Regions from separate parts of the Homo sapiens genome. Here region 2 is linked to region 1. A link is an interaction called in ENCODE POLR2A ChIA-PET data of the cell type or tissue named here. Cell type or tissue: PC-9. All regions are shown on one strand. Each heading gives the region's core, and the rest is flanking DNA. Links, peaks and the distances in the headings are about the cores only.

Region 1 (4,521 bases), core at 299-4,298:
GCATCGCTCTGACCCTTAGTGACCTGAGGAGGGCAGGGGAGAGGAGGTAGCCCTGATCTTATCACAGCTCTAGGGCATGGGGGAAACTGAGGCACTAGGGGGAATATCTCAGGTCAATCATTGGGGGAAGGAGCTCCAGAGAATGGGGTGAAGATGAACTGAGATTCCCTTTCTAGTCTCCCTGGGAACAACTCCAGGTTTTTCTTTCTCCTCTGCTTTCCAGAGAGTTGACTCAAGAACACAGGGAAGAGGAAAGAGAGAAGGAAACTGAGGCTCAGAAAGGGTAGAGGACACTCTACCCTTCCCAAGGTCACACTGTTCCAGTACAAGGCCTCCAACCAAAACCTGAGTGGCCCTGAACAAATCAGCATTATCATCCCCATTTCTCGAGCACTTACTACACATCAGCATTTGATAGTCATTAGGTCATTCAGTCTTTATGAGAGGTAGGCATTGTCATCCCCATTTTGCAGATGAGACAACTGAGGCTCGGAGAGGCAAAATGACTTGCCAGAAGTCACACAGCAGTTAAGAGTTGAGTTAGGGATTCCATCATTTCTGGCCTCAGGAACACCACTCTGCCCACTTCACCAAGCTGCTTCCACCTTTGGAGACGGCATCCATGGGCCCAGTCAGGTGGGGTTACAGAAACCCCACCACTGTCAGCAAGAGGCCCTCATGGAGCAGAAGCCAATGGCTGTCACTAGTCCACACCCCGGCATCTGGCTGATGCTGGCATCACCCTTCTGGATTCTCTCTCCCCCATAAGCACCTCGCAGCCCCTTGGGGCCATGTCCTGTCGTTTGCATCTCCCTTCTGTATCAGTGTCAGAGGGCAGCTTCCTGAAGGACAATCCAGGGCCCTTCCAGCCAACAATCACACATACAGCTTCCAGCCAACACCTACATTCATGTCTGCACGCTTCACATATCCAAGAATGTGTCCCACAGCACTACTTGTGATAGGAAAAAATTGGAAACAGCCTTAATGTCCATCAAAAGAAGAGTGGTTTAGGCTGGGCACAGTGGCTCACGCCTATAATCTCAGCCCTTTGGGAGGCCAAGGTGGGCAGATCACTTGAGGTCAGTAGTTCGAGACCAGCCTGGCCAACATGGCAAAACCCTGTCTCTGCTAAAAATAAAAAAATTAGCCAGGTGTGGTGGTGCATGCCTGTAGTCCCACTACTCAGGAGGCTGAGGCAGGAGAATCACTTGAACCCAGGAGGTGGAGGCTGCAGTGAGCCGAGATCACACCACCACACTCCAGCCTGGGTGACAGAGTGAGAGTTTGTCTCAAAAAAAAAAAAAAAAAAGAGAAGAGTGGCTTAAATAAACCACGGTGAATTCCCACTACAGAATACTACACAGATGTTTTAAAAGAATGAATCAATCAAATGAAAAGATCTCCATGATTATTAAATTATAATAGCAGGTTGCAAAGTAATAGATACAGCATGATCCTATTTGTTTAAAAAACAATATCCAACACAAAGCACCAAGTTTCTTTAAGTACCTGTATAAATACATAAGCACATAGAAAATGACCCGGAAGGGCTAGGTGCAGTGGCTCACACCTGTAATCCCAGCACTTTGGGAGGCCGAGGCAGGTGGATTGCTTGAGTCCAGGAGTTCAAGACCAGCCTGGGCAGCATGGTGAAACCCCATCTCTACAAAAAATACAAAAATTAGCCAGGCATGGTGATGTGCGTCTGTAGCCCCAGCTACTCCGGAGGTTGACGTGGGAGGATCACCTGAGTCAGAAGAGGTCAAGGCTGCAGTGAGCCGTGGTTGTACCACTGCACTCCAGCCTGGGTGACAGAGTGACACTCTGTCCTAACAGAAAAAAAAAAAAAAAAAAAGACCTAGAAGGACATATCCTAAATTGATGCATGTCCCTGGGAGTGAAAGGTGATTAGCTGGAATTTGGAGGTCTTTTCCTTCATCCCTATTGTTGAATTTTTAAAGTGTATTTATGTATTCCTTTGTGCAATTAATTTTATTTATTTATTTATTTATTTTTTGAGACGAAGTCTCGCTCTTGTTGCCCAGGCTGGAGTGCAATGGCGCGATCTCGGCTCACCACAACCTCTGCCTCCCGGGTTCAAGCGATTCTCCTGCCTCAGCCTCCCAAGTAGCTGGGACTACAGGTGTGCACCACCATGCCCATCTAATTTTGTACCTTAGTAGAGATGGGGTTTCTCCATGTTAGTCTCAAACTCCCGATCTCAGGTGATCCACCCACCTCGGCCTCCCAAAGTGCTGGGATTACAGGCGTGAGCCACCACGCCCAGCCCACAATTAAATTTTGTTACCATCATCTGATCATAGTGTGAGAGTTACAAGACAGACTCTGGAGCCAGACTGCCTGGTTTCAAATCCTGGCTCTGTTACAAACTAGTGGAGTGACCTTAAGCAAGTTACTTCATCTATGCTTCCACTTTCTGTTCTGTAAAATGGCACTAAAATAGCATCTACCTCATAGGATTATAATAAGGATAAAATAAAATAATACACTGAAAGTTAGAACAGTGCCAGCACATAGGAAGTCCCATAGAAGTGTTAGCTATTGTTGTCATTATTATTAGTCTCTGGCTCAGCTGTTTGATAATGATGGTGATGGTGCTGGTGACAGCAGTGATGTTTTTCCCTAGAAAGGGTCAAGGTGGTGAGCTCCCCAGAAACATATTTTACCAACAACAGGAAAAGAGAGGCACGAACAACTATTGTTGTTGTTTTAAAGATGGGGTCTTGCTCTGTTGCCTGGGCTCAAGCAATCCTCTCACCTCAGCCTCTTCGAATAGCTGTAACTAAAGGTATGTGCCACCAGGCCTGGCTAATTTTTTATATATATTTTTAGAGACAGGAGCTCGCTATGTTGCCCAGGCTGGTCTCGAACTCCTAGCTTCAAAGAATCCTCCTGCCTTGGCCTCCCAAAGTGTTGGGATTACAGTTGTGAGTCACTGCCTAGCTGAAATTTGTTGAGCACTTACTATGTGCCTGGTATTTTATGTATATTATCTAATTGACTCTTCAAACAGACTTGTGTGATAGATGTCATGACCCCTGGAGCATAAGGAGGTAAAATGCCTTGCCCAAGATCGTCCAGCTATGAGGCAAAAGAGGCAGGGCTTGAACCCTAACCAGCCAGACCCCCAAGCTCCTGCTCCAGCCCTGGCTGCACCAGGCTGCCTGGCTCTGAGCAGCAGCCAAGCCTGCCATGCTCGGCAGTGTCACTCTGCCAGCCTCTCCCTGGCTCGGCCCCCTCCTCCCCCTCACAGATATTTCTGTGATCACAGCCTCCTCCTCTGAGGAGGAGGAAAGACAGAGATGGAAGGGAAGATGGATCACTAAGACAGAATGACGCTTAGTTGGGTGAGAGAGGGTGAAAAAAGGAGGGGGAGGAGGAAAAGCGGGAGAAATTGATGGGACAGGAGAAGGGGGAGGGGAAGACGGGGCACACAGAAGGAAGACATGGGAACTGAAGGAGAGAAGGATGGATGGGAGTGGGGAGGAAGGTGAGGTGTAGAGATGGGATGAGGTTATGGACCACAGAGACCCAGAAATCCTGCCAGGAAGAGGAGGAGGCTGGGCCTCTCCTGCTGGGCTCTCCCTCAAGCCAGTGGCCCATGCTGCATCTCTGAAACTGCCCCTAACACCCTGGACCCTCCACAATCTCCCAAGGATGGCTCAGTGCCACCCACATCCAGGCCCCCACCTTCCACCCTGCTCCCAACACACACACTCCCCTGCCCTGGTAGCTCCTCACTCTGCCCCACGGCTCTTCCTCCATCCCCAGCCCACACTCCCAGCCACAGTGCTAAGCAGGACCCCTTCCTCCCAGCCCTGAGGTGGTGGGAAGACCTAGTGGAAATCACTAAGCCAACCAGTGGCCTTTTAAAAGCCCATTTCCATAAATAGACATATGGAGAGGGGATGAAATGCTCAAGGCTGACCAGCTCCCATGTTCTGACCCCAGAGGAACTGGGGCCTCGAGACCTATGCCCAGCTCCTTTCCCTCTGCAGGGAAGCTAGAGAGTGGAATGGGGCAGGAAGCCAAGGCTAAGTGGGGCTGGGCACAGGAAAAGGGAAGGGGTCCAAGACACCCACATCTGATTCATTCTCATCACTTCCTTTAGGTCCAAACATTGAGGGGGCCTCCACCTCCAGGCCAGCTCTGGTGGGAAGAAAGAGGCGGTGACCCAGGAGGGCCAATGCAATTTCTCAGATGCATTTTCCCAAAGTGCAGGCCGTTCACCAGGCAATCAGGAAAACGGCCTGCAGGAGGCTTACTTAAGGAGCCGAGTGGATTTGAAAGCAGGAACAGAGGCAGAATTTGCACACGTCACGTTCAAACCAAGAGAATGGGCTTTCCAGAAAGCGGGGGGATTAGAACAGACACATTTCTGGCTTGAGAGGCCCCTGAGTCACTCTGCCTTAGAAGTAAGGCGCTGGCCTAACCAACCCATGAAGACCCCTCCAGCCTTTCACTTTAGGGCTTGGTGTGAGTGCTTTGCTTTCATCT
Region 2 (4,178 bases), core at 1-4,000, 85 kb before region 1:
GGTTGAGGCTGCAGTGAGCCAAGATCATACCACTGCACTCCATCCTGGGTGACAGTGAGACCCTGTCTCAAAAAGAAAAGAAAAGAAAAAGATACGGAGAAATAACTCATGGTAAGAGACTAGGAAGGAGTGGACTGGGTCAGGGAGGGCTTCTCCAAGAAGGTGACATTTGAGGAAGGAACTGAGTGTTCCAGGCATAGTCAAGCCTCTGATATTTGTGGCATGTGCCTGTAGTCCCAGCTACTTGGGAGGCCAAGGTGGGAGGATTGCTTGAGGCTAGGAGTTTGAGACCAGCCTGGGCAACATAGCAAGATCCCCATCTCTTAAAAAAGAAAAAAAAAAGACTATATGACATTTAAGAATAATTCACCACTGTAAGAGAAGACCCCACTGAGAGGAGGAGAGAGGCCTTAACCCATTAATCCACTCTCCCCTAGTCCCCTGGGGGAGCAGGACTTGGAGGGTACTAGAGAGGGAGAGGGAGTCTCAGTGGAGGTGGGAGGCAGAGAAAGGTCTTTTGTGCTGCTTGGGGCAGGTGGCCACAGCACAGAACCCTGGCAGGCAAGAGAGAACTTTGGTCAGCTCATGACTCAACACATCTTAACTATGCACCTACTAACTGCCAGGCATTGTCCCAAGCACTGGGAGAACAGCAAGGAACAAAGTAAATGTCGCTGCCCTTGTGGGACAGACATTCCAATGGGGAAAGCCAGACAATAAACCTATACAGGGAAATGGGGTAATGGAGATGGGGTGACTGGGGGCTGAGCTGTTCTGATTCAGGAGCCGCTGGCTTCTCTAAGGAAGTGATATTTAAGTGGAGACCTGACTGATGGGAAAGGGCAGCTGAGCAGAGATCTGGGGCAGGAACTTCCCAGATATCAAGAACAGCGAGTGCAAAGGCCCCGAGGCAGCCGTGAGCTTGGCTTCTTGAGCTGCTGGTGCCTGAAGCAGGGCCGGGTAGAAGGTGAGGTCGGAGAGGATGGCAGGAAGGGGCTGGATAATGTGCAGTCTTGCAGACCATGGAAAGAAATGTGGACTTTATTCTAAGTGCACTGGGGAGCTGTCAGAGAGCTCTAAGCCAGGGAGAGAACATGACCGGATTGATGATTTTAAAGAAGCTCAGTGGCTGCTGTTTGGCAAATGGAGTGCAGAGGCAAGAGTGAAAGATGAGAGCAGTGAGGCGGCTGGTGGTTGGAGAGCGAGGGCTGTGGCTGTGGCGGTGGCAGTGGAGAAGGAGTGAAGTGGTCAAACCCAGGATATGTTTTGCAGGTGCAGCTGTCAGCATCAGCTGTTGGGTTACATGTCGGGACAGGGAAACAAGAACTAAGAGCAATGCCCAGGCTTGTGGTCTGAGCCCCAGGGTGGATGGAGCACTTTTTTTTTTTTTTTTTTTTTTTTTTTTGAGACCGAGTCTCTCTCTGTTGCCCAGGCTGGAGTGCAGTGGCATGATCTTGGCTCACTACAACCTCTGCCTCCCAGGTTCAAGCAATTCTCCTGCCTTAGCCTCCCGAGTAGCTGGGATTACAAACGTGTGCCACCATACCTGGCTAATTTTTGTATTTTGTAGTAGAGAAGGGGTTTCACCATGTTGGCCATGCTGGTCTTGAACTCCTGACCTCAAGTGATTGGCCCACCTCGGCCTCCCAAAGTGCTGGAATTACAGGCACAGGCATGAGCCACCACGCCTGGCCTGTGGGGCACCTTTCATTGGGACAGGCTCTCAAGGAGCAAGTTGGCCCCTGGCAAGTTGGCAGTAGAGCCTGGGCCAGAGAATGCCAATATCCTGGGTAGCCCAGGACTCTGCCCCTCCCTACTGCCTTCTAGACGAGGAGATTTGCTCCTAGAGCTTCCAGAAGGAACATGCCTTAAACTACGAACCCTGGCTCCAAGACCAGCATCCCTGCCACCAAGTCCTTGAAATGACCTATACACAAGGCTAAGATACAAAAGCCCCGTGCCTGAGATTACCACAGGAATGTTAATCACACATGCACCCAGCAGCCTGCATGCTGGAAGGTGAATCACTGCAGCCTTGACCAGTGGAGTATGTATTAGCAACTAATTATCATTGCCACCAATTAATCATCATGGCCAAAGCTTGATTTCTACAACCCGATTATCACGTGGGCACAGTAGTCTTTGCTCCTATGGGGGAAGGAAGGAGCTCCTTTTTTCCATGGAAGTTTACTGAATCTAATAACCCCAAGCCACAGCATGTGGTGTCTGTCCCCAGCACGTAGACAGCTCCTCATCCTGGGAGACAGCAGGGCAGCCCCAAGAGACCCTGTTTCACTCTGGGGACCCTGGGTCAAGGAAGGAACTGATTTCTTTTGCAGAAGCCGAAACCTCAAACTTCAAGACTTCAGGGACTGTGTCATGGTAAATGGTCCCTCACATGGAAACATGAGGCCAGGGAAAGGAGGGTCCCCTATACCAGAACTCAGGAAACCCTATTTTTGGCAAGCTTCTCAGGTCATGCTAATAGGCAGCTGGACTGGGGAATTAGCGTTTTAGACAACTTGTGTCTTCACAGGGCCAGGGCACACAGGGAAGGTGAGTGCGGAGTAGCTGAATGCCAGGTCCTTGTGATTTTCTCTGTCAAAAACATTCAATTTGGAAGCATGTCATAGTACTTGAGTCACAAAGAATTTGACCTAAAATTCGGAAGAGTTTATTCATTGGTTCATTCACTGCATAAACATTTTTTGAGTTCTTATTGTCACACCCCAGGTAGGTACAGCAGTTGGAAAAACAGATGACTAAGCTTACAGTCTAGTAAGATATGATGAGTACAATCAAATGGGGAAGATACTGAGAGAGAGGTCTGTGTAAGCGATCACAGACCCCCAAAGGAAGGAGTGATGCAGAGAGGGTTCAGAGAGGAGGTGATGGTTGAGCCAGGTCAAGGGTTAAGTGATGGAATAATGGCCCCCAAAGATGTTCACATCCTAATCCCTGGCAACTGTGAATATGTTACCCTACATGGCAAAAGGGACTTTGCAGGTGTGATTACATTAAGAATCTTGGGATGGGGAAGCTATCCTGGGCTTTCCAGATAGGCCTAATGCAATCACAAGGTCTTCATAAAAGGGAGACATGAGGATCTAAGTCAGAGCAGGACATGTGACCATGGGAGCAGAGGCTGGAGTGACTGGAGGGAGGGGCCACAAGCCAAGGAAAGCAGGCTGGGAAAAGCAAGAAAACAGATTCTCTCCTTGCTAACACTGTGATTTTAGAATATCCGGCCTTCAGAACCGTAAGATGCTAAATTTGAATTGTCAGCCAGGTGCAGTGGCTCATGCCTCAGCCTCCCAAGTTGCTGGAAATTACAGGCGCCCCCCCCCGCCACCACGCCTGGCTAATTTTTGTATTTTTAGTAGAGATGGAGTTTCACCATGTTGGCCAGGCTGGTCTCGAACTCCTGGCTTCAAGTGATCTGCCCACCTCAGTGTCCCAAAGTGCTGGGATTACAGGCGCCCGACCTCCTTCACTTTTTTTTCCTGTGTGGTATTTGTTTTTTGTTTTGTTTCTTAGTTGGGACCCCATGACGTATTATCAAGTCACTCTTCTATGCATTAAAAATTTTGTTTCATTATATAAGCATTTATTTTCCCTTTTTTCTTTATTTATAATATGCAAACAGAACTGTGTCTTTTTTATTCCTTTTTTTCAATTACTGAGATGAGATCTTGCTATGTTGCCCAGGCTGATCTCGAGCTCCTGCGCTCAAGTGATCCTCCCCCATCAGCTTCCAAAGTAGCTGGGATTATAGGCACGCACCACCACTTAGCCATAAATTATCTTAGCCATAAATTCTTCTGGGTAAGAACTTATTTTTGAAAGTTATTACATACTTTTCTTAGGAATCACTTTTTATGGCCCCTTGGTTTTCGGCTGGATGGGTGTGGGTTATTCAACTAATTTCCTGATGTTGGAAATCTCCAGGTTGTTTCCAATTTCATATTATAAATACAGCATACTGCCTTTATTTACTAAATATCATCTGCATTTACGGTTGTTTTCTTAAGATTACAATTCCAGAAATGGAATTCCTGGGGCAAAGGGGATTATTTTTTTTTAAGTTGTTGATACTTATTGTCCAGTTGCCCTCCAGAAAGTTTATACCAGTGCATGCTTCCACCAGCAATGTCTTTGGGCATCCATTTTTATCATCT

What was found. ChIA-PET counts read pairs that join two places held together with the same protein. Peaks named below come from ENCODE experiments on the same cell type or tissue, not always from the same donor. Only the 100,000 strongest peaks of a DNase experiment are listed, where the experiment ranks them.
Region 2: POLR2A ChIA-PET joins it to region 1 with 5 read pairs; 3 of 35 experiments call an interaction of 5 or more read pairs at or near these places.

Annotation. Positions count from the first base shown.
Region 1 is chr1:19,671,198-19,675,718 of GRCh38, reverse strand. The region is part of intron 1 of HTR6 (5-hydroxytryptamine receptor 6); the gene reads right to left. Among named protein-coding and RNA genes, the nearest start is that of HTR6, 8.6 kb to the right of the region's middle. In PC-9, for the core only: no CTCF peak of the experiment used is centred there; no DNase peak of the experiment used is centred there.
Region 2 is chr1:19,756,329-19,760,506 of GRCh38, reverse strand. All of the region lies in intron 6 of TMCO4 (transmembrane and coiled-coil domains 4), which reads left to right. Among named protein-coding and RNA genes, the nearest start is that of TMCO4, 41 kb to the left of the region's middle. In PC-9, for the core only: no CTCF peak of the experiment used is centred there; a DNase peak (open chromatin) is centred at 2,016.